2 separate regions of the Homo sapiens genome follow, and region 2 is linked to region 1. A link is a loop called in an ENCODE intact Hi-C map of the cell type or tissue named here. Cell type or tissue: mammary epithelial cell. All regions are shown on one strand. Links, peaks and the distances in the headings refer to the core of each region. The heading gives the core; the rest is flanking DNA. Region 1 overlaps OR1I1 (olfactory receptor family 1 subfamily I member 1). Region 2 overlaps OR7A17 (olfactory receptor family 7 subfamily A member 17).

Evidence for each region. Peaks named below come from ENCODE experiments on the same cell type or tissue, not always from the same donor. Only the 100,000 strongest peaks of a DNase experiment are listed, where the experiment ranks them.
Region 2: a loop joins it to region 1, with 19 times the contacts of the local background. A loop is called at or near these places in 3 of 110 quality-filtered maps.

The regions. Positions count from the first base shown.
Region 1 is chr19:15,082,745-15,099,436 of GRCh38, reverse strand. OR1I1 (olfactory receptor family 1 subfamily I member 1) reads right to left here. Exons shown (of 2, transcript NM_001004713.2): 2 at 6,467-12,384. The coding sequence starts at 12,371. The coding sequence ends at 11,304. Among named protein-coding and RNA genes, the nearest start is that of OR1I1, 8.9 kb to the right of the region's middle. In mammary epithelial cell, for the core only: a CTCF peak has its summit at 7,397 (motif pointing left); no DNase peak of the experiment used is centred there.
Region 2 is chr19:14,864,162-14,880,853 of GRCh38, reverse strand. It overlaps OR7A17 (olfactory receptor family 7 subfamily A member 17), which reads left to right. Exons shown (of 3, transcript NM_030901.2): 3 at 1-2,651. The coding sequence ends at 428. It also overlaps the pseudogene OR7A2P. Among named protein-coding and RNA genes, the nearest start is that of OR7A17, 14 kb to the left of the region's middle. In mammary epithelial cell, for the core only: a CTCF peak has its summit at 9,040 (motif pointing left); no DNase peak of the experiment used is centred there.

The sequences.
Region 1 (16,692 bases), core at 3,940-11,939:
CTTTCTTTCTTTCTTTCTCCCTCTCCTTCCTTTCTTCTTTCTTTCTCTCTCCTTCCTTCCTTCCTTTTCTTTCTTTCTTTCTCTCCTTCCTTCCTTCTTTCTTTCTCTCTCTCTACTTCCTTCCTTCCCCTTTCTTTCTTTCTCTTTCTTTCTTTCCTTCTTTCTTTCTTCTTTCTTTCCTTCTTTCTTTCTTCCCTTCCTTTCCTTCCCTTTCCCTTTCCCCTTCCCCTTCCCCTTTCCCTTTCCCTTTCCCTTTCCCTTCCCTTCCCTTCCCTTCCCTTCCCTTTCCCTTCCCTTTCTTTTCTTTTTCTATTTTTTTTTTCAGGGTCTCTCTCTGTCGCCCAGTCTGGAGTGCAGTGGTGCGATCTTACAGGCCTGTGCCACCACGCCCAGCTAATTTTTGTATTTGTAGTAGAGACAGGGTTTCACTATATTGGCCAGGCTGGTCTTGAACTCCTGACCTCAAGTGATCCCCCGACCTTGGCCTCCCAAAGTGCTGGGATTACAGGCATGAGCCGCCACACCCAGCCCCACATGTATGTATTTTTCTTCCTCCAATTTTCTTTCTCGTTGGCTGCAGGCCTGATACGCTGTGCTTTTGGTACCTGGTGGGTTAACCACCCGCAGGCACATACAGACCCATTCGTTGAAAGACAAAATGCAGGTGGAGGGACCGGTCAGGTTTGGGCAGAGCTCAGCACTTCTGTGGCAGTCATGGTGAGTTGGCGGAGAAATACCCCGGAGCTAGAGACAGAGGTAATTACGTTAAAATGACGTCTTTAGGGTGAGTCCTAATCCAGTAGGACTAGTGCCTTACGAGAAGAGGAAATTTGGATACAGATGTGTGCACACATAGAAGGAAGACAATGTGAAGTCTCAGGGAACAGCCAGCCACTTACAAGGCCTGGAGAGAAGCCACAGAACAACCCTACCAACGTAACTTGACCTTGAACTTCCAGCCTCCAGAACTATGAGAAAATAAATTTCTGTTGTTTAAGCCTCCCAGGCTGTGGTATTTTGTTATGGTAGTCCCAGGACACTAGTGATCCTCCATTATCTGCAGGGAACATGTTCCAAGATGCCCGGTAGATTCCTGAAACCGTGGGTAGTACAGAACCCTAGCTATACTGTGTTTTGTCGATCTCATAACTGCCATGGCTAGTAAGGGACTGATGGGTGGGGTGTTTACAGTGCAGATGTGCCAAACAAAGGGAGGATTGACATCCCAGCTGGGATGGAGTGGAATGGTGCAAGATTTCATCACACTACTCAGAATGGCACGCACTTTAAAACGTATGAGTTGTGGCCAGGCGCAGTGGCTCATGCCTGTAATCCCAGCACTTTGAGAGGCTGAGGTGGGCAAATCACCTGAGGTCAGGAGTTTGAGACCAGCCTGACCAACATGGTGAAACCCCATCTCTACTAAAAATGCAAAAAAATTAGCTGGGTGTGGTGGCGGGCACCTGTAGTCCCAGCTGCTCGGGAGGCTGAGGCAGGACAATTGCTTGAATGCAGGAGGTGGAGGTTGCAGTGAGCCAAGATTGTGCCACTGCACTCCAGCCTGGGTGACGGAGTGAGACTGTCTCAAAACCCAAAACCAAAAACGTATGAATTGCTAGCACAACAGGGTGACTGTAGTCAAAAATAATTTAATTGTACATTTGAAAATAACTTACAGAGCATAATCAGATTGTTTGTAAAACAAAAGATAAATGCTTGAGGGGATGGATACCCATTTTACCCTGATGTGTACATCCCTGTATCAAAATATGACATGTAATTCATAAATATATACACCTACTATGTACCCACAAAAAAACTTACTAATTGTTTATTTTTTTTTCTCTCTCTTTTTCTTTCTTTTTTTTTTTGAGATGGAGTCTCACTCTGTTGCCCAGGCTGGAGTGCAGTGGTGTGATTTTGGCTCACTGCAAGCTCTGCCTCCCAGGTTCACGCCATTCTCCTGTCTCAGCCTCCTGAGTAGCTGGGACTACAGCGCCCGCCACCACACCCAGCTATTTTTTTTGTATTTTTATTAGAGATGGGGTTTCACCATGTTAGCCAGGATGGTCTCAATCTCCTGACCTCGTGATCCGCCCGCCTCGGCCTCCCAAAGTGCTGGTATTACAGGCGTGAACCACCATGCCCAACCCAAAGTGTTTATTTCTCAAATTTTTCATTTAGTATTTTTGGACTGCTGTTGACAGCAGGTAACTGAAACCTCATGAAGAAGCGGGAACTATTGTAATACAGTGGCCAACCTCCAATAAGAACCCAGAACACCTCCCAGCACTTTGGGAGGCCGAGGCGGGTGGATCACGAGGTCAGGAGTTCAAGACCAGCCTGGCCAAGATGGTGAAACCCCATCTCTACTAAAAATACAAAAAATTAGCGGGGCATGGTGGTGGGCGCCTATAATCCCAGCTCCTCGGGAGGCTGAGGCAGAGAATTGCTTGAACCCTGGAGGCAGAGGTTTCAGTGAGCCGAGATCGCACCACTGCACTCCAGCCTGTGTGACAGAGAGAGACCCCGTTTCAAAAAAACAAAAACAAAAACAAAAAACAAACAAACAAAAACAACCCAGAACACCAAGGCTTGGGTCAGCTCCTTGGTTAGCAACACTCTGCACCTGTTGTTACACATTGTGGCTGTGAGAATTCAGCATTGTCTATGTCTGTACAACTCCACTGGGAGGGAACAGCTGGAAGCTCATGCCTGGTGTCTCCTAGATGCTGCTCTATCTGCCTTTTACCTTTGCAGATTTTTTTTTTTTAATGGGGGCCAGGTGTGGTGGCTTACACCTGTAATCCCGTTGCTTTGGGAGGCCAAGGAGGGAGGATCACTTGAGCCCAGGAGGCAGAAATTGCAGTGAGCTGTGATCACACCACTGCATCCCAGCCTGGGTGACAGAGCTAGATGCTGTCTCAAAAAAAAAAAAAAGGGGGGGGGGTTACTCTGTTGCCTCATCTGGAGTGCAGTTGTGCAATTCTAGCTCACTGCAACCTTGAACTCCTAGATCTGAGTGATCCTCCGACTTCAGCTTCCCAAGTAGCTGGGACTACAGGTGTGCATCACCACGCCTGGCTAATTTTTACAATTTTTTGTAGAGACAGGGTCTGGCCATGTTGCCCAGGCTGATCTCGAACTTCTGGCTTCAAGTGATCCTCCTGCCTCAGCAGAGTCCCAGTCCCACAAGGCACCTGAGTGTGGGACAGGCATAATTGAAGGTTGGGGGTATCAAAGGAGGAGTGCATCTCTCACTTAAAGTGTTGGGATTATAGGCATAAGCCACTGTGGCTGGCCCTTTGCAGATTTTAATCTGTATCTGTTTACTGCAATAAACCATGAGTATAATAACATTACTGAGTTCTGTGAGTCTTTCTAGCAAATCATTAAAGGTGAGGGATGCCTTTGGGATCCCCAGCCACAAAGGTTTACACAAACAAAACCACCTCCATTTCCTGCCAAGTTCCTGGCAAATGGACAGTTGGGAGGATTGTCCCAATCCATCTCTGCGAACTTCAGCCCAAATCTTAGTGAATCTTTCTTACACTTTCCAGAAAGTGGCCACTCCTGCTGGCTTGTCCGCTTTTCACTCCCCAGAGTCCCACACAGGGGCTGCTCCCTCCTCCCGGGACAGGCCTTGAGTTGCTCCAAGCTGCAGTGTGACCTTGGGCAAGTCACCCACCTGGGAGGCTACCAGCATCATGAGGGAGGGAGAGGCTGGGTTTTGAGGTCACACCAGCCTGGGCTGGATTCCCCCACTCTGCCCCAGATCTGGCATGTGGCCTTGGGGTGGTCACTTTTCGTCTCTGAGCCTCAGTTCCCGAATCTCCAGATTTGCTTTGAATCACCCAATAAAATTTCACATGGAGAGAAGGAAGTGTTCTTGTACTTTTTTTTTTTTTTTTTTTTGAGACAGAATCTTGCTGTGTCACCCAGGCTGGAGTGCAGTGGCACAATCTTGGCTCACTGCAACCTCCGCCTCCCAGGTTCAAGCGATTCTCCTGCCTTAGCCTTGAGTAGCTGGAGCTACAGGTGCATGCCACCACGCCTGGCTAGTTTTTGTATTTTTAGTAGAGATGGGGGCTTCACCATGTTGGCCAGGCTGGTCTCGAACTCCTGACCTCAGGTAATATACCCATCTTGGCCTCCCAAAGTGCTGGGATTACAGGCGTGAGCCACTGTGCCCGGTCTGTTCTTGTACTCTTAATATAGGCTTGGGCCGTGTGCAGTGGCTTACACCTGTAATCCCAGCGGTTTGGGAGCCAAGGTGGGAGGATGGCTTGAGGCCAGGAGTTCAAGACCGGAATAGGCCACATAGTGAGTCCTCGTCTCTATAAAAAAGTAAAAAAAATTAGCCATGTGTGGTGGTGCGTGCCTATAGCCCTAGCTACTCAGGAGGCTGAGGTGGGAGGATTGCTTGAGCCCAGGAGGTCGAGGCTGCATTCAGCCATGATCACACCACTGCACTCCAGCCTGGGCGACAGAGCGAGACCCTGTCTCAAAAAAAAAAAAAAAAAAAATTTACTGGATAAGATTGGCTCAAACCTCTTCCAGCATGCTTGCTAAGATTTTAGAGAATTTCCAGATTATTTTCTGTCTTTTGTTGTTGCTGAATTAAGGAGTCCCGCCATCTTGCTGGTTTTGCTCTGTGGGATGAGGCCCCTGGCTTCTTAATTTCAGCAGAGTCCCAGTCCCACAAGGCACCTGAGTGTGGGACAGGCATAACTGAAGGTTGGGGATATCAAAGGAGGAGTGCATCTCTCACTTAACCTTGACTGCAGGTATCTTTGTTCCAACTCAGCAGCCTACTTTGGCTGCCCCATCCGGTATTCCTAAAACCTTTCCATCACACTGCCTCATTCATTCATTCATTCAGAAAATATATTTTGTGGCTGGGTGCGGTGGCTCATGCCTATAATCCCAGCACTTTGGGAGGCTGAGGTGGGTGGATTATTTGAGGTCAGGAGTTCGGGACCAGCCTGGCCAACATGGTCAAACCCCGCCTCTACTAAAAATAGAAAAATTAGCTGGGCATGGTGGCGGGCACCTGTAGTCCCAGCTACTTGGGAGACTGAGGCAGGAGAATAACTTGAACACGGGAAGCGGAGGTTGCAGTGAGCCAAGATCACACCACTACACTTTAGCCTGGGCGACAAAGTGAGAGTCCATCTCAAAAAATAAAATAAATAAAATAAAATAAGATTAAATTAAAATAAAGAAAAAAAGTGTTTTTTGTTTTTTTTTTTCTTCTGAGACAAGAGTCTTGCTCTGTCGCCCAGGCTGGAGTGCAGTGTCATGATTTTGGGTCACTGCAACCTTTGCCTCCCGGGTTCAAGCGATTCTCCTGCCTCAGCCTCCTGAGTAGCTGGGATTACAGGCACGTGCAACCACGCCTGGCTAATTTTTGTATTTTTAGTAGGGATGGGGCTTCATCACGTTGGCCGTGGTTGGCCAGGCTGGTCTTGAACTCCTGACCTCAGGTGATTGCCCGCCTTCACCTCCCAAAGTGCTGGGATTACAGGTGTGAGGCACGGTGCGTGGCCAGAAAACATACATTGAGTGGCTACCGTACTAATCATAGGGGCACAGAGGTGCAAAGATAAACAAGATAACACTATTTCAGGTCCCAGCTCCCAGCTCAGTCAAATGGGTGAAACAGACATTAATCAAAGGGTTACACAAACTAATATAAAACCACTGCAGTGAGGAGGCCGGGTGCAGCAGCTAACACCTGTAATCCCAGAACTTTGGGGGGCTGAGGCAGGTGGATCACTTGAGGCCAGGAGTTCGAGACCAGCCTGGCAAACACGGTGAACCCCGTTTCTACTAAAAATACAAAACATTAGCCAGGCATGGTGATGCGTGCCTGTAATCCCAACTACTCGGGAGGCTGAGGCAGGAGAACCATTTGAACCCAGGAGGTGGGGGTTACAGTGAGCCGGGATCGCCCCACTGCACTCCAGACTGGGAGACAGAGCAAGACTCTGTCTCAAAACAAAACAAAAGACCCCACAAAACCACTGCAGTGATGAAGAGATCACTAATGATGAGTGATGATGAGAGAGGGGATAGCGAGTGTAACATTAGGGCAACTGATGTAGCTGGGCAAGGGATGGAGGTTAGGGGAGGCTTCCTTGAGGAAGTGGAGTTTGTGCTGAAATCTCAATGCCAAGCAGGAATTTACTCAGGAGGGGTCAGGAAGAGGGAACAGCATTTGCAAAGGTCCTGTGGCACCAGCTCCTTATCTTCTGATGGTTTTCAGCCCACTTCACCTCTCACTTTTTGGTCTTTCTTGGTCCCCTTAACTCTTGTCACTCCCATCCATCTATACGAGGATTGGCAACCTATGGCCCATAGGCTAAATCCAGCCCTTGAAATAAAAATAGTTTTGCATTTATTTTTATTTATTTATTTATTTTTTAAGTTTTTTAGAGACAGTGGTCTTACTCTATCCCCCAGGCTGGAGTGCGGTGGTGCAATCATAGCTCACTGCAGCCTTGACCTCCTGGGCTTAAGTGATCCTCCTTCCTCAGCCTCCTGAGTAGCTGAGACTACAGGCATGCACCACCATGCCCAGCTAATTAAAAAATTTTTGTAGAGATGGGGGAGGTCTCACTATGTTGCCCACTCCAGTCTCGAACTCCTGGCTTCAAGCAATCCTCCTCCCTTGGCCTCTCAAAGTGCTGGGATTACAGGCATGAGTGAATGCACCTGGCCTAGAGTAGTTTTAACATTTTAAAAGTGGTTGAAAACAAACCCAAAGGCTACAAGGTATGACATGTACTATGATATGAAATGGAAGCTTCTGTGTTTATAAACAAAGTTTTAGTGGAACACAGCCAAGCCCATTCGTTGATGTCTCATCTATGGCTGCTTTCGCCAGACAGCAGCAGAGTTCAGTCATTGCAACGGAGATGGTAAGGTCCCTAAAGCTGACAATATTGACGACCTGGACCTTGACAGAAAAAGTTTGCTGACTCCAGATCTATGGCATGGATAACTGGCAGGTTCGTTCTGAAGCACAGCCCCACCCCCTATCCTCCTTAAACCTTGTCATGGTCCCACTCCCCGTGGTCCACACACCGTGTTACTCCCAGTGCCCTCCACGGGCCCCCTGCAAACCCAGCTTCCCTGTCACTCTGGGCTCAGGCCACACCAGTCTCCGTGATTTCTTTAAACAACACAGGCTCCTTCTCATCATGGAAACTTTGCACCTGTTGTGCCCTTCCAGGGGGAGATTACACCTAAGGGCCATGGACCTGGGCCAGTTCACAGCTAGAATACAAGTTTCCGGGGAAAAAAAAAAAACAACCAAAAACCAAAAAAAAAAAAAAAAAAAAAAAGCGTTTTAAATCCAATTTGTGAAATGACATTATTGCCACCTAGTGGCCACTTCTCTAACTGTAGTTTTCAGAGCTTTTAGGGCGGTTGGGAAGGTTCCCTCCTGGACACAGTGGCTAGAGCGGCACCCCAAATCTGGTTCTCCTGTATCTCTGTACCTAAAGCCTATTTGGGTCCCGGTTATCTACAGGACCCCCATCTAGCCCAGTGATGCTCAAACTTTTAAATTACAAACTTTTTTTTTTTTTTTTTTTTTTTTTTGAGACAGAGTCTCGCTCTGTCACCCAGGCTGGAGTGCAGTGGGGCGATCTCGGCTCACGCAAACTCCGCCTCCCGGGTTGACGCCATTCTCCTGCCTCAGCCTCCCAAGTAGCTGGGACTACAGGTGTGGGCCACCACGCCTGGCTAAGTTTTGTATTTTTTTTTAAATTGAGGAGGAGTCTCGCTCTGTCACCCAGGCTGGGGTGCAGTGGCGTGGCCTTGGCTCACTGCAAGCTCCGCCTCCCGGGTTCAGGCCATTCTCCTGCCTCAGCCTCCCGAGTAGCTGGGACTACAGGTGCCCGCCAACATGTCCGGCTAATTTTTTGTATTTTTAGTAGAGATGGGGTTTCACCATGTTAGCCAGGATGGTCTTGATCTCCTGACCTCATGATCCGCCCACCTCAGCCTCCCAAAGTTCTGGGATTACAGGCATGAGCCACTGTGCCCGGCCTAATTTTCGTATTTTTAGTAGAGAGGGGGTTTCACCATGTTGGTCAGGATGGTCTCGATCTACTGACCTTGTGATCTGCCCGCCTCGGCCTCCCAAAGTGCTGGGAATACAGGTGTGAGCCACCATGCGCAGCCTGCTGTTACTTTCAGTGGCAAAACCACAATTACTTCTGCACCTACCTTGTAGGGGTGTTGCTTAACACTTATTGAGATTGTGCATATAAAGGAGTTAGCATTGTTCAGATAATAAATCTCGGTTGTCATCATCATTATTGTCATCATGCTGATACCCAGTAAGTGAATCCATGCAATCTAAATCCTTCATCCTTTTCTCCAGTTCTAGCCCAGGGTCCCTTGGCCAGAACACATGGTCAATTGTAAACTTGAGAGGATGTACTGGGACACTTTGTAGGTTTTGTAGGTTGCTGACATTTCTTAAACTAACTGCATTTGTTTTCTAGCAATGTTGCAACAAAGTACCACAAATCAGGCCGAGTGTGGTGGTTTACACCTGCAATCCCAGCACTTTGTGAAGCCGAGGAGGGCAGATCTCTTGAGGCCGGGAGTTTGAGACCAGCCTGGGCAACATAGTGAGACCCTGTCTCTACAAATATATATAGCTGATTGCAGTGGCATAGGCCTGTAGTCCCAACTACTCAGGAGGCTGAGGCAGGAGGATTGCTTGAGCCCAGGAGTTTGAGGTGAGGTTGCACTTTAGCTATGATTGCACCACTGTACTCCAGCCTGGGTGACACAGTAGATCCTGTCTGTCTCTAAAAGAAAAAAAAATTTAAAAATTACCATGAACTAGGTGACTTAAACAATAGAAATTTGTTGTCTTACAGTTCTGGAGGTTAAGAGTCCGAGATCAAGGTGTTGGGCCAGGTGCAGTGGCCCACGCTTGTAATCCCAGCACTTTGGGAGGCTGAGGTGGGCAGATCACTGGAGGCCAGGAGTTTGAGACCAGTCTGGCCAACATAGTGAAATCCCATCTCTACTAAAAACACAAAATTAGCTGGGCGTGGTGGTGGGTGCCTGTAATCCCAGCTACTTGGGAGGCTGAGGCAGGAGAATTGCTTGAACCTGGGAGGTGGAGGTTGCAGTGAGCCAAAATCATGCCACTGCATCCAGCCGGGATGACAGAGCAAGACTCCGTCTCAAAAAAAAAAAAAAAAAAAAAAGATCAGTTGTCAGCAGCTTTGATTCCTTGGTTCCTTCTGAGGGCTGAGAGGGATAGCCTGTTCCACGCCTCTCCTGGCTTCTGGTGGTCTGCAGGCAGTCCCTGGCATTCCTTGGCTTGTAGGAGCATCACCCCAATCTCTGCCTCCATCTTCATGTGGCGGTCTCCATGTGTGTGGGTGCCTGTGTCCAAATCTCCCCTTTTCATAAGGACGCCAGTCGTATCAGATTAGGGACCAACCTAATGACCTTACTGTAATCTAATGACCTCTGTAAACACCCTATCTTCAAATATGGTCACATTCTGAGGTCCTTGGGGTTAGGACTTCAACATATCTTTTTTATTTTATTATTATTACTTTTGCAGACAGGGCCTTGCTCTGTTTCCCAGGCTGGAGTGCAGTGGCAGGAACATAGCTCATGCAGCCTCGACCTCCTTGGCTCAAGAGGTCCTCCTGTCTCAGCCTCCCGAGTAACTAAGATGACAGGTGCACACCACCACACCCAGGTAATTTTTTCTTTTTTCATTTTTATTTTTTGTAGGGATGAGATCTCACTATGTTGTTCAGGCTGGTCCTGAACTCCTAGCTTCAAATGATTCTCCCTACTCAACCTCCCAAAGTGCCAGAGTTTACAGGTGTGAGCCACTGCGCCTGGCCTCCCACGTATCTTTTTTTGGGAGCCACAGTTCAACCCATAACACTAACTTTTTAAGTGCCCCGGGCCACCTGATCTGCTGTGGCTGACCCTGCGTGTAGAATCATACTGGGTTCAGAGTCAGGCGATGAATGTCACAGGAAACACATAGATTTTGGAGCTAGGCTAGGGTCTGTGTTCCCAAACTACGATTGATGGACCGTCTGCATCAGAGTCCCCTTGACTGGGGGTTGTGGGGAGACAGGAAGCCTGTTGGGAATTGAGAAAGTAAGCCCCAACCACAGTCATAGTTACAAGTGGAGGTCTCAAGACCCCCCAGGAGGCTGAGGCTTGCTGGCTGACTAAGCGAACAGCACGTGAGCTAATCTCACTTGCAAATATTTTCAAAGTTCTTCCACAACACTTAGGAAACACTGGCTAATACATGGGCTGTCTGTATCTACCTATCTATCTATCTATCTATCTACCTACCTCCTCTATCTCTATCTATCCATCCATCTATCTATCATCTATCTGTTGATCGATTGATCAATCGATCGACTGACCTACCTACCTATCTCATCTATCTATCTATCTATCTATCTATCTATCATCTATCTACTTATATGATCTATCTATCAATCAATCATCTATCTGTCTGTCAATAGATAGATCTATCGATCGGTTGACCTACCTACCTACCTACCTATCTATCCTATCTATCTATGTATCTATCTGTATATCTATCTATCTATCTATCTATCTATCTATCTATCTATCTATCTATCTACATATCTTATCTATCCACCCTATCTACCTATCTTATCTTATCCTCTCTATCTATCTGTCTGTCTATCTATCTATCTATCTATCTATCTATCTATCTATCTATCTATCTACCTATGAGTGACAGATCTTGCTCAGTTTCCCAAACTGCTGAAGTGCAGTGGTGCAGTCATAGCTCACTGCAACCTTGAACTCCTGGGCTCAAATGATCTGCCTGCCTCAGCCTCCTGATTAGCTGAGACTACAGGCGTATACCACCATGTCTTGCTAAAGTGATTTTGTGTGTGTGTGTGGAGATAGGGTCTCTGTATGTTGCCCAGGCTGGTCTCAAACTCCTGGCCTCAAGTGATCCTTCCACCTTGGCCTCCCAAAATGCTGGGATCACAGGCTTGAGCTTCCACACCTGGCCTTTGTCAATACTAAAATGAGTGTAGCTACGTCTCTTGTTTTCAACTACTCTTATTCACATAGCAATCCTAAAAGGCTGATCCTCCAGGAGGGCTAATTTCAGGCCAGTTTGATCCTTGCTATTCTGATCTTTTTGGGGAAGATAAATCCTGGGGAAAATGCACACCTTTCCTTTGGGTGCTCATACACTTTGTTCATCTCTTTATGACACATTTATCACGTTGTACTGGAAGGATTTATTCCATGTCTCTGTTCCCAGCTAGACTCTGAACTCCTCCAGGGTAGGGGATGGGATGCATCTCTGTGTCCCTAGCAGCCAACAGTGATCCTGGAACATGATAAACATCCAATAACTGTTCTGGCCTAGGACAGGGGACGGCCACTTTGCCGATGAGCTTCCCCAGGGCTGCCTTCATATCCTTGTTCCGTATGCTGTAGATAAAGGGGTTGAGCATGGGGATGAACACCCCACACATTAGGGCGGCTGCCTTGTCCTTCTGGGAGGAGCTGGGGGATGTGGGCTGTAAGTACACAGCAAAGATGGTCCCATAGGACAGTGACACCACAGTGAGGTGTAAGCCACAGGTGGAGAAGGCTTTCCACTTGCCCCGAGTAGAAGGGATCTTAAAGACTGTCCAGAAAATGCGGATGTACGAGAGAAGGATGCAGGAGAATGGGCTGGTGCCCACGACAATGCCAAAAGCAAAGATCACCAGCTCGTTGGTGTGCGTGTCTGAGCCGGAGAGCTTCAGCAGGGGCATGAGGTCACAGAAGAAGTGGGAGATTTCAGAGCCGGCGCAGAAGGTCAGTTGAGCCATGAGGCAGGTGTGTATGAGAGACTGGAGGTTGGTGATCATCCATGATGCTCCCAGCAGCAGCCCACAGACAGGGGAGCACATGAGAACCAAGTAACGCTGTGGGTGGACAATGGCCACGAAGCGGTCGATGGCCATTACTGCCAGGAGAAAGCTGTCCATGGTCCCGAACAGGTGGAAGGCATACATCTGGGTGAGGCAGCCCACAAAGGGGATGGCTCTGCTCTGAGCCTGGATGTTCGCTAGCATCTTGGGGACGGTGGTGGAGGATAATAGGGTGTCAACGAGTGAGAGGTTGAAGAGAAAGAAGTACATGGGTGTGTGGAGGTGAGAGTCCGTGATGATGGCCAGGATAATGAGGGCATTTCCAATGATGGTGACCAGGTATGTGGAGAGGAACATTGTGAAGAGGAGGGTCTGATGCTCTGGCTTTTCTGAGAGTCCCTGGAGGAAGAATTCTGAGATTTCGGTTTGCTTTTCTGGTTCCATGTATGGTCTGTGACTAGTGGGAACAAAAAGGGAGAAAAACCACACAGAGCCAGGTGTCAGAGATGCCATTCTGGTCCCAGCTTCCCACGGAAACCTATACTGTTCTGTGAAAATTCCATCAAATCCATCAAATTCCTTTGTGTTCAGTTAACCTCAAGCCATCTTCAGTGGGCTTCTGTTGCTCCTCAAGCCAAGTCATTCATGCCTGAGACAGTCAGGGTCTCAAGGATCTAACGGAGTCGCTCATAGTCAACTTGGATGTTCTCTATAAACACTTTTGCTTCCTTCAGTGGAGCAAAGCTTCATAGAAAACAAAACCAAGTGGCCCGCGCCTGTAATCCCAGCACTTTGGAAGGCTGAGGCGGGCAGATTGCTTGAGGTCAGGAGTTCGAGACCAGCCTGGCCAACATGGTGAATCCCCGTCTCTACTAAAAATACAAAAAAATTAATCAGGCGTGGTGGTGGGCGCCTGCAATCCCAGCTACTCTAGAGGCTGAGGCAGGTGAATAGCTTGAACCCGGGAGGCAAAGTTTGCAGCGAGCAGAGATTGTGCCACGGCTCTCTAGCCTGGGCTATAGAGCAAGATTCTGTCTCAAACAAAAAACAAAAAACAAAAATAAAAAAAGAAAATCAAGCAGAATCAAACCTCAACAAAAACTCTATACAGTAAAGGGAACCTGACCATCTTCTGTTTTTCCTTCTCTTCCTTTCCTGTGTTCTCTCCCTGTTTTCTTTTTCCTTTTTCTTTTTTTGAGACAGAGTCTTGCTCTGTCACCCAGGCTGGAGTTCAGTGGCACGATCTCAGCTCACTACAACCTCTGCCTCCTGGGTTCAAGTGATTCTCGTGCCTCAGCCTCCCAAGTAGCGGGGATTACAGGCACGCACCACCATGACTGGCTAATTTTTGTATTTTTAGTATAGACGGGCTTTCACCATGTTGGCCAGGCTGGTCTCAACTCCTGACCTCAAGTGATCTACCCGCCTTGGACTCCCAAGGTGCTGGGATTACAGGCATGAGGCACCGCGCCTGGCCATCTCCCTCTTTTCTTTCCTCCCCCCTCAACCCTCCTTCCCCTTCATCCTTCCACCAACAATATGTAATCTTTAACATCAGTTTTGTGTTAAAAACCGATGAATGGATAAAGAAAATGTGGTAGGAATATACAATGGAATACTATTTATTCAGCCATGGAAAAAAGAGGAAATTCTATCATTTGCAACCATATAGATGAAACTGAAGGACATTCTGTTACATAAAATAGCCAGGTACAGAAAGACAGATACCACATGGTCTCACTTATATGTGGAATTTAAAATGGCCAATCTCATAGAAGCAGAGTAGAATGGTGGTTACCAGGGGCTGGGGGCGGGAGGTGGGTGTTAGGGAGATATTGATCAAAGAATACAAAATTTCAATTAGATGGGAGGCATAATTCAAGAGATCTATTGTACAGCATAGTGACTATAGTTAATAACAATGCATTGTATACCAGAGAAACTCAGAGTCAATTTTATGTTCTCACCACCAAGAAATGATAGGTACAGATGTTCTGAGGCTGATAATGGGGTCATACATTGAAAATGTCATAAGTCAGACCTGGCGTGGTGGCTCATTCTTATAATCCCAGCACTTTGGGAGGCCGAGGCAGGGGGATCACCTGAGGTCAGGAGTTTGAGAGGTCAGCCTGGCCAACAAGGTGAAGCCCCGTCTCTACTGAAAATACAAAATTAGCTAGGCGTTGTGGTGCATGCCTGTAATCCCAGCTACTTGGGAGGCTGAGGCAGGAGAATCGCTTGAACCTGGGAGGCAGAAGTTGCAGTGGGCTGAGATTGAGCCACTGTACTCCAGCCTTGGCAACAAGAGCGAAACTCTGTCTCAAAAAAAAAAATATATATATATATATATATATATATATATATATATATATATATATAAGTCAAAAATGCATTGAACATACCTAACCTACCAAACATCACAGCTTAGCCTAGCCCACCTTCAATGTGCTCAGAACACTTACGTTAGCCTACAGTTAGGCAAAATTATCTAATACAAGATCTATTTAATTTAATTTAATTTATTTTGAGACAGGGTCTCACTCTGTCACCCAGGCTGCAGTGCGGTGGCACAATCACAGCTCACTGCAGCCTGTACCTCCTGAGCTCAGGTGTTCCTCCCACCTCAGCCTTCCTAGTAGCTGGGACAGGTGTTTTTATTTTGCCCTCAGCAATAATGATATCTGTAATGGGTTAAACCTTCTTAGGAGCCAGTTTCTTTCTTTTTTTTTCCCCCAGCTATTGGCTGCTCAGCATGATTTTTATTTTATTTAATTTTATCATTTTATTTTAAGTTCCAGGATACACGTGCAGGACGTGCAGGTTTGTTACATAGGTAAACGTGTGCCATAGTGGTTTGCTGCACCTATCAAGCCATCACCTCGGTATTAAGCCCAGCATGCATTAGCTATTTATCCTGATGAGGAGCCGGTTTCTTTCTTTCTTTTCTTTTTTGAGATGGAGTCTTACTCTGTCACCCAAGCTGGAGTGCAGTGGCGCGATCTTGGCTCACTGCAACCCCCGCCTCCTGGGTTCAAAAGATTCTCCTGCCTCAGCCTCCTGAGTAGCTGGGATGACAGGCGAGCACCACCACGCATGGCTAATTTTTGTATTTTTAGTAGAGATGGGGTTTCACCATGTTTGTCAGACTGGTCTTGAACTCCTGACCTCATCATCTGCCCGGCTTGATCTCTCAAAGTGCTGGGATTACAGGCGTGAGCCACTGCAGCCAGCCAGGAGCCAGTTTCTTAATGCATAGGTCTTACAATAACTCCCACAGGGAGATTGTGTTAGCTACAATTTACAGTGAGCAGACTGGGGCTGAGCGAGCTGCCAGGGGCACTCAGCTTGCAAGTGCCTGATCTCGCCTTTGAATTTAGACTTATTTTCACTCTCATACTCCACTGCCTCCCTAAGAATGGCCACTCTCACCTCTTTATGAGGCATTTCGAAGCTAAATTCTGTGCTGTCAACACGTGCAAGGGAAAAATATTCAATTACAAGCATTTACACGTGTTTCTTTTCGAGACAGAGTCTCACTCTGTCACCTAGGCTAGAGTACAGTGGCACGATCTCGGCTCACTGCAACATCCGTCTCCTGGGTTCAAGTGATTCTTGTGCCTCAGCCACCCGAATAGCTGGGATTACAGGTGTGCATCACCACGCCCGATTAATTTTTGTATTTTTAGTAGAGACGGGGTTTCGCCTCTACTAAGCCTGTTGGCCAGGCTGGTCTTGAACTCCTGACCCGGTGATCCGCCCACCTTGGCCTCCCAAAGTACTGAGATTACAGGCGTGAGCCCAGTAATCTCATCATTTCAGCGCCCAGCCGATGAAAGGGGTTTTTAGGAAGGTTAGCAGCATAATCTCCTTGGTAACCCCAAGAGGCCTTCAGCAAAGCCCTATGTTAACTTTTTGAGGCTTTTTAGTGTTGGACTTGAGGTTTTTGCAATGCAATGCTTGGTTTTCTCTAGGCTGGATAGAATACTGCGATTCCCTTCCTGGCAACATATTTGTAACAGTCCTCAGTTGTTGACTTGGGTTGCATAGAGCAGCGGTTCTCAACCTTGAGCACGCTTCAGGGTCACCTGGAAGGCTTGTTAAAACACAAAAAGCGGGCCAGGCATGGTGGCTCACACCTGTAATCCCAGCACTTTGGGAGGCTGAAGTGGGAGAATTGCTTGAGGCCAGGAGTTCAAGACCAGCCTGGCAGACAAAGTGAGGCCACCCCACCCCCAATCCCGCCCTGGATCTACAAAAAATAAAACAATCTGCTGGGCATGGTGGCATGCTTCCATAGTCCCAGCTACTCAGAAGGCTGAGGTGGGAGAATCCCTTGAGTCCAGGAGTTAGAGACCAACCTGGGCAACACAGTGAGACCCCCATCTCTACAAAATAAAAAATTAGCTGGACATGGTGGCACACACCTGTTAGTCCCAGCTGCTTGGGGGGCCAAGGTAGGAGGATCTCTTGAGCCCGGGAGTGTGAGACCATCCTGGGCAACATAGGAAGATCCCTGCCTCTACGAAAATAAAATTAGCCAGGCATGGTGGTATATGTCTGTTATCCCAGGTACCCGGGAGGCTGAGGAGGGAGGATCACTTGAGCTTGGGAGGTCGAGGCTGCGATGAGCTATGATAATGCCACTGCACTCCAGACTGGGCAACAGAGCGAGACCCTGTCTCAAAAACAGAAAGAACAAACAAACAAACAAAACAATCCCCCCGCCCCCTCCCCCCCGCTCCCAAACTCATCATACACAAAAAGC
Region 2 (16,692 bases), core at 4,933-12,932, 220 kb after region 1:
TCTGCACAGACTTGGAAATCCCCCACTTTTTCTGTGAACTTAATCAGGTCATCCACCTTGCCTGTTCTGACACCTTTCTTAATGACATGGGGATGTATTTTGCAGCAGGGCTGCTGGCTGGTGGTCCCCTTGTGGGGATCCTTTGCTCTTACTCTAAGATAGTTTCCTCCATACGTGCAATCTCATCAGCTCAGGGGAAGTACAAGGCATTTTCCACCTGTGCATCACACCTCTCAGTTGTCTCTTTATTTTGTTGTACGGGCCTAGGTGTGTACCTTACTTCTGCTGCAACCCACAACTCACACACAAGTGCAACAGCCTCAGTGATGTACACTGTGGCCACCCCCATGCTGAACCCCTTTATCTACAGTCTGAGGAATAAAGACATAAAGAGGGCTCTGAAAATGTCCTTCAGAGGAAAGCAATAAAAGGGCCATTTTTCAAGAAATAACTGTGATTTCAGAGCTTTAAGTCTCATACTCAGAAATTGTGATTCACGAATCAGGTTGTGAAAGTGGAATTTGCTCCTTCTATTTTTTCTCAGAGTTTCAATTTCTTTGATCTCAACTGACATAGAATTTAATGTATTCCTTTATAAAGCTTTCCGCTCTCTGATATCCAATCTTTTTTTTTTTTTTTTTTTTGTCATTTTCCTACTTTCCCAATGTTTTTCCCAAACTAGGGTCAGAAACAAGGTGGAGATTCCTATTTTTCTCCTACACTTGTGGGTTGCATTAGTCCTGCAGAATCAATTGCACCTGGCAGCCATAAGGTCATTAATATAATTTTATTTTAGATAAATATCTGAGAAGACAGTTTTTCACTTTGAGCTTATTCCTTTCTCCACCACCACCTTAAGTGTTCTTCCTGGTCATGTAAACTTTACCCCACACGAGTGTGCATTTTAGCTCATCATGGCATTTATTTTTTTAGATGGAGTCTCGCTCTGTCACCCAGGCTGAAGTGCAGTGGCATCATCTCAGCTCACTGCAACCTCTGCCTCCTGGGTTCAAGCAATTCTCCTGCCTCAGCCTCCCAAGGAGCTGGGATTACAGGCATGTACCACCATGCCCGGCTAATTTTTGTATTTTTAGTAGGGAAGGGGTTTCACCATGTTGGCCAGGCTGGTCTCGAACTCCTACCCTCAGGGGATCCGCCTGCCTCGGCCCCCCAAAGTGCTGTCATCATGGCATTTTATCCTACTCATTAGGGTCCTGTCCTCTATTCAGTTCAGTGTCCACCGTGCCTGCTCAATTCCCTGGAAAGAGTAAGAAGGTAAAAATTTCCTATCAAGTGCAGGCACGGTGGCTCAGGCCTGTAATCCCAGCACTTTGGGAGGCCAAGGCGGGCGGATCACCTGAGGTAGGGAGTTGGAGACCAGGCTGACCAACAGGGAGAAACCCCGTCTCTACCAAAAATACAAAATTAGCTGGGCGTGGTGGCGCATGCCTGTAATCCCAGCTACGCAGGAGACTGAGGCAGGAGAATGGTTTGAACCCGGGAGACGGAGGTTGCAGTGAGCCGAGATCACAGCATTGCCCTCCAGTCTGGGCAACAAGAGCGAAACTCCATCTCAAAAAAAAAAAAATTGCCTATCAAATTCACACTTCAAGTGTAGTCTGCACAGAAAAATAAATTTGTGTGAATCAATTGATTTCATCTGGACTTAGATTACAAAAACACCTGAAAGAATATGGATTAAAAAATTTATTCATAACTGAAAGAATAAATGCTTAATGGGGTGGGTACCCCATTCACCATGATGTGATTATTATATAACGCATGCCTGTATCAAAACATCTCATGTACCCCATAAGTATATACATCTACTATGTACCCACAAAAATATAAAAGAAAAAAAGATGGAGTAAAATTTTTGGCCCGGCATGGTGGCTCACGCCTGTAATCCCAGAACTTTGGGAGGCTGAGGCAAGTGGATTACCTGAAGTCAGGAGTTCAAGACCAGGCTGGCCAACATGGTGAAACCCTGTCTCTACTAAAAATGCAAAAATTAGCCGGGCATGGTGGCACATGCCTGTAATCCCAGCTACTCAGGAGGCTGAGGCAGGAGAATCACTTGAACCTGGGAGGTGGAGGTTGCAGTGAGCTGAGATCACACCACTGCACTCCAGCCTGGGTGACAGAGACTCCATCTCAAAAAAAAAAATCAGTCATACATTGAATTGCATTGGGAGATTTGATCTGATGATATACATCTACTTATAGAGGCTTGGTGCCCATTTGTAATGAGGTTTGTTAGTCCAAGGGAAGGATTTGGAATCACAGTCTATGTAATTTCATTATATCATTTTACTGTTTCTGCTTAAAAATTTACAGTGCTACACACAAATAAGACTCCTTCTGTTGTCCTGCTTAAAATCTTCCTTTTAAAATATTGTGTCTTAGCCATTAAAATGTAGGTAAGTGAACAATGTGTGTATTTAACTTATCATCAGTTCATTTGTCTCTTTTATACTCTAACTCTCTTCAACCCTTATAATCAAATGATGACTCACAAAGGAACCTGAATTTCTAACCAGCATTGGCTTGGAGAATAGAGACTTGTGAATCAGAATCACAATTTATATCTACAAATACATACACGTTCTTTCAAAATATTCTAGCTCCCTAGAAGGGAATCTAATAGGTAGTCTCATTTTTTATACAGTTATCTGAAATAAACATGAATGCTGCCTTTAAATATCAGAACAAATGTCCAAAAATAAGAGGCATTAAATTATTCTGAATTCTTTTGTTCTGCTTGCATTGATTGTATCATTAAGCTACTGCTGCATAACAAGGTATACTAATAGAAAAAGGTTTAATGACATGCTTTTATTTCCACATAGGGAGCTATACTAAAGAAGATTTTATAATAAGGATTAATACATATGAATACTGGAGGAGACAAAAACATTGAGTCCACAGGACCATCCAAATCTAGTTCGTTTTTTCAATTTTGGACATGGTGAATGGAGAGGAAGATCAGTAGAAGTGGTGGGATCTCACAATAACTCTTATTTCTTCTTAATACTGAACATCTCATGACTGCTCAAATCCTGATAGAAAAAGCAGTCTTATGTTCAAGCTCAATGTCAACCATTTCAGGGACATAGATTCTTCCCAAATGAGGTATCATCAAGACCCAGAGCCAAGGATGGAGAATGACAATTGTCATAAAGACAATAGAGGACTCAATAAATAAGTAAAAAATAAAAATTATCTATCTGGGGGTGAAACAGACATGCAAATATTGTGCACTTCTGTTAACATTAAGTGTTTATGAATTACATTCTATAGACTTTCAACAAGTAAGATAAGATTTCTATGAAGACTTGGAGGAGTTCCCAGAAGAGCTAGAGGATTAATATGATCCACCAAGAAACATCAGCTTTATAGATATTCCTAAGAGAAGAAGATAGTAGAACAGCTTGAAAGAGTCTAAAAATTCCTTAATATGACTATTTGGAGGGAACATAAGAGTAACACAGATGATGTCCCTGAATTCAACAAAGTATAGAATGATGGCCTCTCAAGTTCTCTTCTCCCTATACAGGGCCTTAGGTAGAAGTCCTCCTTCATGATCACAACTTGCTGCCTCCCAGGAGCAGGGCAATGCTAGACTCACTTCCTGTCCCCAAACACCATTCTGGTGTCACCATGAGCCTAGGAAATGGGGAGTTGGAACCTAGTCACTATAGCTGCTCTCCATTGAACAGCTCCTCTGTGCCAAGGAATTTCCAGTGAGCTTTAAACTGTTATTGCTGTTCATATCCTTCCCCCACTTTTTGATGGAGTTATTTGTTTTTTTCTTGCAAATTTGTTTAAGTTCCTTGTAGACTCTGGATATTAGACCTTTGTCAGGTGGATAGATTGCAAAAATGTTCTCCTGTTCTGTAGGTTGCCTGTTCAATCTGATGATAGTTTCTTTTGCTGTGCAGAAGCTCTTTAGTTTAATTAGATCCTATTTGTCCATTTTGGCTTTTGTTACCATTGCTTTTGTTGTTTCAGTCATGAAGTCTTGGACCATGCCTATGTCCTGAAACTGGAAACCATCATCCTCAGCAAACTAACACAGGAACAGAAAACCAGACACCACATGTTCTCACTCATAGGTAGGAGTTGAACAGTAAGAACACATGGACACAGGGAGGGGAACATCATACACTGGGGACTGTTGGCAGGGTTGGGGAGGAAAGGGGAGGGGGAGCATTAGGACAAATACTTAATGCATGCGGGGCTTAAAACCTAGATGACGGGTTGATAGGTGCTGCAAACCACCATGGCACATGTATACCTATGTGTAACAAATCTGCATGTTCTGCACATGTATCCCAGAACTTAAAGTAAAATTTTAAAAAACTGTTACTTACTTCTCACATAAATTCTACAAGGTGGGTGGAATTTCTAAAAGTTTTTTATCCTACTGTGAGGGAAGTACTCAAGAGGCTTGTATAAACTTGTTTCTGCAGAAGCTGAGCCACTGAGGGAAACATTTGACCTCCTAAAGGCAGACATGAGGTATGTGGTACGATTCTTGGTGAAAAAGGTTTAAAAGTAGTTTTCTTTGACTCTAACACTGGATCCTCAAAGAGTGCTTCACAGAACAGAATGAACAGCATCACCATCAACAGGGAAACAGCCACAAATGCACAACGTTTCTGCCTACCCTCAATGTCCCAAATCAGAATCTGCATTTGAACAAGGTCCCAAATGAATTATAAAAACTTTCAATTTGAGTATATTCTTTTCCAAAACATTCTCTCAACCTCTCCAAGGTTAACATGTTTATGGATACTTCTGGTGTAGACTGTTCTGTGCATTGTGAGATGTTGAACAGCAATCCCTGGCTTTAATCCACTAGGTTCCAGTAGCACCTCCCTAGGTGACAACAACAAAAAATGTATCCAGACATTTCCAAGTGTCTCATGGAAGGACAATCATCCCTGGTTGAGAACCACTGACCGAGACTGTGAGAACTGGAAACCGTTTTTTTTGTTTTGTTTTGTATTGTATTGTTTTGTTTTGTTTTGTTTTGAGACCAAGTCTCGCTCTGTCACCCAGGCTGGAGTGCAGTGGTGTGATCTTGGCTCACTGCAACCTCTGCCTCCTGGGTTCAAGCGATTCTCCTGCCTCAGCCTCCCGAGTAGCTGGGACTACAGGCACCTGCCACCACGCCCAACTAATTTTTTGTATTTTTATTAGAGATGGGGTTTCACCATATTGGCCAGGCTGGTCTCGAGCTCCTGACCTCGTGATCCACCCACCTCGGCCTCCCAAAGTGCTGGGATGAGCCACCGCCTGCAGCCAAGAACTAGAAACATCTTGATGGAGTTCCAATCAAAGCTCATCCTTCCCTCAGTTCATAACACTGGGCAGATCACTTAACCCTTCTTAGCCCCAATTCTACAAATGTAGAAAGAGGCTCCTCGTAGCATGGGAATGTGCAAAAATGAGACACATTACATGTGACATTAAATGAGACAAACCATGTAAGATTCCAACTTCAGTCCATGGTGCATAAAATGTGTAATTATATCTCTTGCAATAGCCAAATGTTTCATAAATTAAGGATTAAATGACAACACTTTCTTGTGTATACAAGCATGAAACTCCTAATTGTTTTGTCGATAGCATCAGGAAGCCAAGGATTATACTAACTATCAATGGTTTTATAGCAAATGAACACATTATCTCCATTGTTGGAGAGGGAATTGCAATTTTCTGGAGATGTCAATAAAACTATGTTCTTACCAGAAGTCAATACGTTGAGTTTCCAAGGGCCCTGGTGAAGACATATTCTTCGTCTTAATCTTTGGAGACAATTTTAACTCAAGTTTCAGCAAAAGTGCTAAGGAGGCTAGACCATCGTCAGGTGGGAGATTTCACAGAGAAGTAATGAAGTCTGGATTCACCTGACTTCTAGCCTGATCTCTTTGGAACAGAATCAGCAGAAAAATGTTTCTTCTTTTCCAGACCTGTGTCCAACGAAAAATCAGGTGCTCATGCAACTCATAATTGCAAAAATATGGAACCAACCTAAATGCCCACCAAACAATGAGTGGCTAAAGAAATTGTTATATACACACACACACCGTGGGACACTACTCAGCCATGAAAAGGATGAATTGATGGCATTCGTAGCAATCTGGATGGAAATTGAAGACCATTATTTTAAGTGAAGTAACTCAGGAATGGAAAACCAAACATCATAGGTTCTCACTCATGAGTGGGAGCTAAGCTACGAGGATGCAGAGGCATAAGAATGATACAATGGATTTTGGGGACTTGGGGAAAGGGTGGGAGGGGGATGGGGAATAAAAGACTATCCATGGGGTACAGCGTACACTGCTCAGGTGATGAGTGCACCAAAATCTCAGAAATCACCACTAAAGGCCGGGCGCGGTGGCTCATGCCTGTAATCCCTGCACTTTTGGAGGCCGAGGCGGGCAGATCACGAGGTCAGGAGATCGAGACCATCCTGGCTAACAGGGTGAAACCCCGTCTCTACTAAAAATACAAAAAATTAGCCGAGCGTGGTGGTGGGCGCCTGTAGTCCCGGCTACTAAGGAGGCTGAGGCGGAAGAATGGCGTGAACCCGGGAGGTGGAGCTTGCAGAGAGCTGAGATCGCGCCACTGCACTCCAGCCTGGGCGACAGAGCGAGACTCTGTCTCAAAAAAAAAAAAGAAATCACTAAAGAACTTATTCATGTAACCAAACAATACCTGTTCCCCAAAAAACTATTTAAATAACTTTTTTAAAAGTCAACAGATGAAAAAAGATTAGGTGCTCATGGATTGGAGTGAAAAAAGGGAAATTTGTCTGATGCATAGATACAGGGAATTGTAAAAATCTATTTCATCTGCTATTGTCCTTAAGACTGTAACAGCTTCGGACTGGATGTGATGTGAATGGTTTGTAGACATATGTCTGGCTAAGGTGCTGATGTTTCACTTCTTCTTACTGTCTTGTCTGGGGACAGAGCTTCATTCTCCATTATCAGCATCCAGGGAGGAGCTCAGACTTCCATATGGAGACCTTCCTCTCTGAGACCCCATACAGGTGAGTCCGCCCAGTAGGTACTGCAGAAAATGTTCAGAGGCAATATAAGTCAAGAATATTTACCTAGTGTTACCTGAAAGCCAAACTAGCCTAAGTCAAGCTGAGAGATTGATGTGTGTTTGTTTGCCTGGTTGACTAATTTATATTTAATATAGTTAATATGTTAAAAAGAGAAGTGTTTGTCATACTAAGCAATGCAGGGATCATTGCTGACAACTAAGTGATAATAAAGGAAGTTGATTTGGATGAGATTGAAGAAGGAATGGAAGACAAAAAGTGGTTCCAGTAAATTACAACACATACTAGAAATTTTGCAGTGAAAGAAGCAGGATAGTAGAATATTTGGTGTGGAATGATGTGCAATGAATTGAGAGACTTTGGAACAAATTTTAAGAGAGGCGTATTTGAGCATGTTTCTGTGCTTAACTGCAAAGATCCACACCAATGGATTACTTGTAAATTCCATCTTGCAACAGCAGTTCACAAGACATACATTTCATAGTCTCTTCTTTCATGTTGGATATTCACATGAAAAATAAATGTTATACAATAGGTCAAAATGAGAATACTAAAGAGTTTTTGCTTGCAATTATTTTCTTCTTCTGGTGAGGCTGGATTTGTTTGCTTTTTATTTTCTCTATTGCAAATTATGCAAGTTCCCTGCTTTCATGTTCTGACGTCTGAATGTTTTCATTCTTTTGACTGCATTCTTTCAAACAAGAAATTGTAGCTTTTTCACCAACTTTGCTGAATAATGTTTAATTTTTATGTATGTAGAGGTGTATATCAGGAAAATGTGTGAAAGTTTATAAGCGTTGTGTGCTCAAATCTGTTTGTCATAATTTGTTCCCACCTCTCCAATTGTTTTTTGACTTAGAAAATTCTTCTGCATCATTGCTAGAAATATATCATCCTTCATAAGTATTTCCATCTTATTTCACATCTGTTTTTGCTTATTGCTTCCTTTTGTAATTAGATCTATTTTTATTTTTAATTTAATGTTTTAATTTCTGTTTTGATTGACAAAAATCATTGCATTCTTGTGGGGTGCAGTAAGATGTTATTTTATTTTTATTTCTATTTTTATTTTTTATTATACTTCAAGTTCTGGGATACATGTGCAGAACACGTAGGTTTGTTACATAGGTATACACGTGCCATGGTGGTTTGCTGCACCCATCAAGCCGTCATCATCTGCATTAGGCTATCCCTCCGCTAGCCCTCCACCCACCGACAGGCCCCGGTGTGTGATGTTCCCCTCCTTGTGTCCGTGTGTTCTCATTGTTCAACTCCCACTTGTGAGTGAGAACATGCAGTGTTTGGTTTTCTAGCAATCCCATTACTGGGTATATACCCAAAGGATTATAAATCATTCTACTATAAAGACACATGCACACGTATGTTTATTGCAGCACTGTTCACGATAGCAAAGACTTGGAACCAACCCAAATGCCCGTCAATGGTAGACTGGATAAAGTAAATGTGGCACCTATACACCATAGAATACTATGCAGCCATAAAAAAGGATGAGTTCATGTCCTTTGCAGGGACATGGATGAAGCTGGAAACCATCATTCTCAGCAAACTAACACAGGATAAGATGTTATTTTATATGTATTCATTGTAGAATGATTAAAGGAACCTAATTAATGTATCGGTCACTTCATACACTTATCATGTCTTTGTGGTTGAGAACATTTAAAATCTATGATACTAGCACTTTGGAAATATATAATACATTATTCTCAACTAAAGTCATCATGCTGTGCAATAGATTACTAGAACCCATTCTTGCTAACTTTATATCCTTTATCTAATGTCTCCGCTTTCTGCATCCACCCCACCCCATACTCCAGTCCCTGGTAACCACTGCCTTACTCCTCTCTATCCCTATGAGTTTGATTATTTAGATTCTGCATATAAATGAGAATATGCAGATCTATATTTTAAAGCAGTAATCTACTGCCATCTTGTGGAAGATACTCTTTTGCACTCACAACCTACAATTGAATACAAACTAAAATTACATTCAACTTAAGATCTTTTTCGTAAGCATATTTGGATCCATTTATACTTAGATAGGAATGAAATTATGGCTTTAAATACTGTTTCTTCTACTGCTAAAAAAAGCGTATTTTAATTTTTTTACTTTTAAGTTCAGGGGTACATGTGCAGTTTTGTTACATAGGTAAACACGTGTCATGGGGGTTTATTGTACAGATTATTTCATCACCCAGGTATTAAGCCTAGTACCCATTAGTTATCTTTCCTGATCTCCCTCCTCCCACCCTCCACCCTCCAGTTGGCCCCAGTGTGTTTTTCCCTTCTCTGTGTCCGTGTGTTCTCATGATTTAGCTCCCACTTGTAAGTGAGAACATCTGGTATTTGATTTTCTGTTCCTGTGTTAGTTTGCTAAGGATAATGGCCTCTAACTCCAACCATGTTGCTGCAAAGGACATGATCTTGTTCTTTTTTATGGCTGCATAGTATTCCATGGTATATATGTACCACATTTTCTTTATCCAGTCTATCATTCATGGGCATCTAGGTTGACTCCATGTCTTTGCTATTTTGAATAGTGTTGCAATGACTATACGTGTGCATGTGTCTTTATAATAGAATGATTTATATTCCTATGGGTATATACCCAGGAATGGGATTGCTGGGTTGAAGGATATTTCTGTCTTTAGATCTCTGAGGAATTGCCACACTGTCTTCCACAATGGTTGAGCATTTATTTGCAGATGTTTGCCACTTTAATTTTGAATTTCTGACTCACGTCAGTAATTTATTTCATATCTTTTCTTTCATAAGTTTGTTTTAGATTTTCATTATTCAAATCTTACCTGGTATCCATTTCCTTTCTAATGCTGTAATTGGTGTTGAGAAGGGCATGGGAGTAACATGCACCCAGGAAGCCACAGCAGATGTGTATGTGTGTTCCGTATATATGTGTGTATGTGTCTATGTGTGTGTGTGTGTTTATGTGTGTGTGTGTGTGTATGATGCTTCAGAGTGAGAAGAAGTTTCAGACAAAGAGATCCTGAGTTACATATTCCAAATGACAACACAAAATATGAACGTCAGATGTGTATATGTGTTCCGTGTGTATGTGTGTGTGTGTGTTTCTTTAGGGTGAGAAGTTTCAGACAAAGAGAACCTGGGCTATGTATTCCAAAAGATAACTCATCATATGAACATCAGAACTCAAGGCCACAGCAGGAAACAAAGAGGAAGTTCATTGCAATTCATGGGGCGCCTTTGCAACCAAATTAATAAAGTGCAAATGCAACATCTGGACAGAAGGACTCCTTGTGTCTTCAGGTTTCAGCAGCTTCCAGGCCAACTCCTTCCTCAATATCCTCTGAAACCATCTCTCATTCCTCTCCTCTTGCTTGTTTGCCTGCCACACTGGCTTACTTGTTGGACTTGAACATCTGAAAGAAGAACACGCCTCAGGGTCTTTCATTGTCGTTCCTTCTGCCTTGCATACGCTTCTGCAAGGAACATGGTGACTCCACCCTGTCTTCATTGTGGTCTCTGTTCAGTTGTCACCTTGTCTACTGGTCTTACCTGACCACCCAATAAAAAATAACACTCCATCCACATTCTCCTTCTTACCTCTTTCTTCTTTTGTTTTATAACATCACACATTCATTTTCTGGACAGTGCCTGGAATATGCCAAAATCCACTTTATATTCCTCAAATGCATGAAAGATTTTCTCATTAAAACTTTAGAATACATGCTCTCTGCCAAGGACTGAAGGTAGAACATGTATTCCTGATTAATATTGTCAAAATTGGCCAGGTGCGGTGGCTCATGCCTATAATCCCAGGATTTGGGGAGGGCAAGGCAGGCAGATCACCTGAGGTCAGGAGTTTGAGACCAGCCTGGCAAACGTGGCAAAACCCCATCTCTACTAAAAATACAAAAACTATCCAGGCAAGGTGGCGGATGCCTGTGTCCCAGCTACTCAGGAGGCTGAGGCACAAGAATCACTTGAACCTGGGAGGTGGAGGTTGCAGTGAGTGGGGATCGTGCCACTGGCCTTCAGTCTGGCAACAGAGTGAGACTTTGTCTCAAAAAGTAAATAAATAACTAAATAACAATATTATCAAAATGCCCATAATACCCAAAGTGATCAAAAGACACAGTGCAATCCCTGTCAAAATACCAATGACATTCTTCACAGAAATACAAAAAAAATTGTATAATACATATGGAACCATCCAAGACCCTACATGGCTAAAACAATGTTGAACCAAAAGAACAAAGCTGGAGACATCACACTATCTGACTTCAAACTATATTATGAAGCTATTGTACCTAAACCAGCTTCGTGCTGGCATAAAAACATACACATGGGCCAAAGGAACAGAGACGAAAACCCATAAATAAACACATATTTACAGCCAACTGATTTTAGACAAAAGTGCCAAGAACACATATTGGTGAAAGGACAGTCTTTTTAATGAATGCTACTGGGAAAACTGGATATCCACATTCAGAAAAAGGAAACTAGATTCCTTTTCTTGCTATATACAAAAATTAACTTTAAATGAAATAAATATTTAAATGGAATACCAAAAACTATGAAACTACTAGAAGAAAATACATGGGATAAGCTTCATAAAATTAGCCAAGGTAAAGATTTTTCAAAATAAAACTTCAAAAGCATAGATTACAAAAGTAAAAATAGATGAATGGGATGACATCAAACTAAAAAATCTTCTGCACAGCAAAGGAGATAATTGACAGATCCAAGAGAAAAGCTGTACAATGAGAGACAATATTTCCAAACTAAACATCTGAAAAATGGTTATCTAGAATGTATTTTAAAACTCAATAGTGGGAAAAAATAATCTGATTAATAAATAGGCAACGACCTGAGGACACTTTTTTCAAAAGAAGACATACAAGTATACAATGGTCCATGAAAAGTGCTCAAAGTCACGAATTATCAGGGAAATGCAAATTGAATCCACAATGAGATACCACGTCATCCCAGCTAACAGGGCTATTATCAAAAGACAGGAAAAATAACAAATGCTGACAACGATATGGAGAAAGGGGAAATCTTATACATTGTTCATGGAATGTAAATTAGTATAGCCATTATGGAAAACAGTATGTACGTTCCTCAAAAAGTTAAAAATAGAATGCGACTCAGGGATCCCACTAGGTATTTATCCAATGGAAATGACAATAGTGTATTAAACAGATATCTGCACTTTCCTGTTTATTGCAGTGTCACAATAGCCAAGATATGAAGTCAATCTAAGTGTACCTTAGTGGATGAATGGATATTAAAATGTGGCATATGTACATAATGGAATACTATACAGCCCTGTGTAAGAAGGAAATACTGTGATTTGCAACAAAATGAAAGAACCTAGAGAGCATTATGTTAAGTGAAATATTCTAGGCACAGAAACACAAATATCACATGATCTTAATCATATGGAATATAAAAAAGTTGATCTCATAGAATTATAGAGTAGAACAGTGGCTACCAGAGGCTACAGCTGTTGTGGGAGGAGGAGTGGGGAAATGTTTGTCAAAGGATACAAAATTGCAGCCAGAAAAAATACGTTCAGCAGATCTATAGTATAGCATGAAGATTTTATATTTAAGGATGATATATGGTGTTTCTGGAAAATGTTAAGAGAGTGGATGTTAAGTGTTTTCACTACAAAAATGATAACTATGTGAGGTAAAACATATATCCATTAGCTAGACCTAACCATTCTGTAATGTATATATACCTCAAAATGTGATGTTTTTTGTGATAAATACAATTTTATCTGTCAATTTAAATAAATAAATTTTGAAAAATTAAATTAAATAATCTTTAGAAGGTGCTATTCTCAGGGCAACTTGCATGAAAAGAGCCAAATATATCTCTTAAGAGTAACCAGATGTTTTATACATGAAGAATTAAATGACAGCTCTTAACCTTTTTAAGAAGTACAAAATTTCTCATTGTTTTGGCAAAAGCATCATGATTTCAAGAAATGTAGGACTCACGGTTTTATATCAGAACAGAGTTCACCCCCTTGTTAAAGAGGAAAATAGCGATAATTCTGGAGATATCAAGGGCTGTGTTCCCATCACAAGTGAATACCTTGGAGATGCAAGGAACATAGTTAAGACAAGTTCCTTAGTTTAGACTTAGGAGAAAACCTTCCCTCGGGAATGAGGAATAGAGTAAGGCATTAGGAGGTTAGAACTCTGGAAGGCAAACAAGTCCATGGAGAAGGAATAATAAAGACTGGATTCACTGCAGGCTTAATATGGTGTCTTGGGAATAGAGAATACAGGGAAAAAATCAATTCAGAGCAGGGTAAAATCCCAAAGGAAAATGATCTGCTCAGGGTTGGAATAACAAGAGGAAATGCACCTAATGTGCAAATCTGTAAGTACCCCCTTGGCTGTTGTCACTTAGCATATGCAACCTTGGGCTGGATGGGACATGCTTGTGTTTTTTGGAGTCTAAATCTGCTGGCTTGGGCACCGATGCTTTCCTTTCTCCTACTGTCTTGTCTCGGGACAGAGCTTCCATCTCCACCAACAACCATTCAGGGAGGAATTCACACTTCCACATGGAGGCTTTTCTTTCAGAAAACCAGTCAAGGTAAGTCAAAGAGTCCAGTAGGTACTGCGGGAAAGGGTCAGGGAGAATGGGAGCTGTGAACGTGAACCTAAGGCTACCTGAGAGCCAAACCAACCAGTGCTAGAGTGGAGAGATTGTTGTGGTTGTTTGCTAACTTGCCTGACTAATTAATTGATTCAGGTATTTACTTAGGATACTAAAAAGAGACATGAACATTGAATTCAGCATTGGAGGATGATTGTTGACAATGAAGTAATAGTAATAGAAGCCCAATTAGAAGAGGAAATGAGATGATTAAAGTGGCTCCAGTAAAAGTAGCATCCGTGCCCAAGGATCTTTACAATTAAGTGAAGATGAAAAATAGGGTACTACTGTAATAGTTAAAGAAACATGAAAAGCAGCTCAACGGTTGAAGACAGGTTTATTTTGGAGAACAAACCTGAGAGGGGCTTCTGGCTGAGTTAGGTCAGAGGTACTCTCTTTCTTTTTTTTTTTTTTTTTTTTTGAGACGGAGTCTCACACTGTTGCCCGGGCTGAAGTGCAGTGGTGCAATCTCAGCTCACTGCAACCTCTGCCTCCCAAGTTCAAGTGATTCTCCTGCCTCCACCTCCCAAGTAGCTGGGACTACAGGTGCCTGCCACCACGCCCAGCTAATTTTTTGTATTTTTAGTAGAGACAGGGTTTCACTATGTTGACCAGGCTGGTCTCAAACTCCTGACCTCATGATCTGCTTGCCTCAGCCTCCCAAAGTGCTGGGATTACAGATGTAAGCCACTGTGCCAGCCAAGGCACTCTCTTACAGACTAAGAGTTTTTAAGGGTTCAAGGCGGGAGAGCTTATCACCGGCTTGGAATGTTTCTGTGCCTCTTTGTCTTGCTTACCTGGAGAGAGAGTTTTTGTGTCTGTTCCCGTACATCTTCTTGCAGCTGCAGGCATACCCCCCAAGTCTGCTTTTAGCTTCCCTATCTTAGTGCACCTAAAGGGAAAGGAATGTGCTTATTAGAGCCCACTGTTTTTCTGGGGCCCACTGTGTGAGTGCCAGGTTTGGTGGTTACCCAAGAGACTTTCCCCCTCCCTCTATGCCCGAGCTGTCTTATCTGTGTTTTACTGTCTGCTCTTTCTGGCTGCTTGTTGTTAGAAGAGAAGTGATTTTCTTAAGATGCATGAGGTTAGAAAAGGAGCTGGAACTTAAAGTGGCGGTTGTCCAAGATGATGGTGCTCCTGCTCTGTCAATTACCTGTGGAGAGATATACACTGAAGAGAGGGATTTGTTTGTCTGTTCGTTTGTTTGTTTTTAAGAAGGGGCATATTTGACTGTCTTTCCATATTGGTGAGAAAGATCCAGACCAATGAATTCCTTTCAAAAACTACCTGACAACAGCAGTCATGAGGTATACATTTTGTAGTATCTTCTCTCATGCTAAGTATTCAAATGAAATCAAAAACTTATTTAATGGGTGAAAAAGTGAAATACTAACAAACTTTGCCACTTTTTTTTACTAGTGAAGCTAAATATATCTGTGTATTTGTTAGACATTTACAGCTATTGCAAACTGTACATGAACTTTCCTTTTGTAAAATGGGTTTGTAATATTTTTAATCCTGTTTTATTTCATTTATCAAAATATAAGACTTGGAGTTCTTCATCAATTTTGGCATATGTCTTTTATTACTGTTATGTAACTTTCAATGTATTTGAGGGAAATGTGTGAAAGCTTAGAAGTATTGTGTAGCCAAATCCATTGATCATAGTGTGCTCCCCTCCTTGCTACATAAATGTAGAAAGTTCTTCTGCAACATTTGGACAAATAAATTGCCTTTTATGCATGCATTTCCAACTTGTTTTCTCTCTTATTTTTTATTGTGCTTTTTGGCTTTTTGTATTAGATCTCTTCTTAGAAGTTGCATTACCTTTGACCATCATTTGGTGATCATTATTTATCATCTGACTAAAGACCACCTTTCTCATAAATATTGGAATCCTTATATCATTATATAATATGAAACCATAACCTTAGATACTACTTCTTCCCATGCTTGTAATCCCAGCAGTTTGGGATGCCGAGGCGGGTGAATCACCTAAGGTCAGGAGTTTGAGACCTTCCTGGCCAACATGGTGAAACCCAGTCTTGACTAAAAATACAAAAATTAGCCAGGCATGGTGGCGTGCGCCTGTAATCCTAGCTACTTGGGAGGCTGAGATAGGAGAATCGCTTGAACCTGGGAGGCGGAGGTTGCAGTGAGCCAGCATCACGCCATTGCACCCCAGCCTGGGCATAAAGATTAAAACTCTAACTCAAAAAAATAAAAATAAAAAATAAAATAAAACGTAGCTTCTTCACTGTAGAATATGTATGACAGCATTTCTGGTAAGTTTGTAATGCATGTTTTTCTCATGTTCTGTTCTTTCTTGTGTGTTTTTTTGTTTGTTTGTTTGTTTTTGGTAGAAACATCAACCAGGTGAAAGCAGGGAATGAGACACAAATTTCAGAATTTCTTCTTCTAGGATTTTCAGAGAAACAAGAATTGCAGCCCTTCCTCTTTGGGCTGTTCCTGTCCATGTACCTGGTCACTGTGCTCGGGAACCTGCTCATCATCCTGGCCGCAATCTCAGACTCCTGCCTCCACACCCCCATGTACTTCTTTCTCTCCAACCTGTCCTTCGTAGATATCTGTTTTGCCTCCACCATGGTCCCAAAGATGTTGGTGAACATCCAGACACAGAGCAAAGTCATTACCTATGCAGGTTGCATCACCCAGATGTGCTTTTTTGTACTCTTTATAGTGTTGGACAGCTTACTCCTGACCGTGATGGCCTATGACCAGTTTGTGGCCATCTGTCACCCCCTGCACTACACGGTCATCATGAGCCCTCAGCTCTGTGGACTGCTGGTTCTGGTGTCCTGGATCATGAGTGTCCTAAACTCCATGTTACAAAGCTTAGTGACATTGCAGTTGTCCTTCTGCACAGACTTGGAAATCCCTCACTTTTTCTGTGAACTTAATGAGATGAT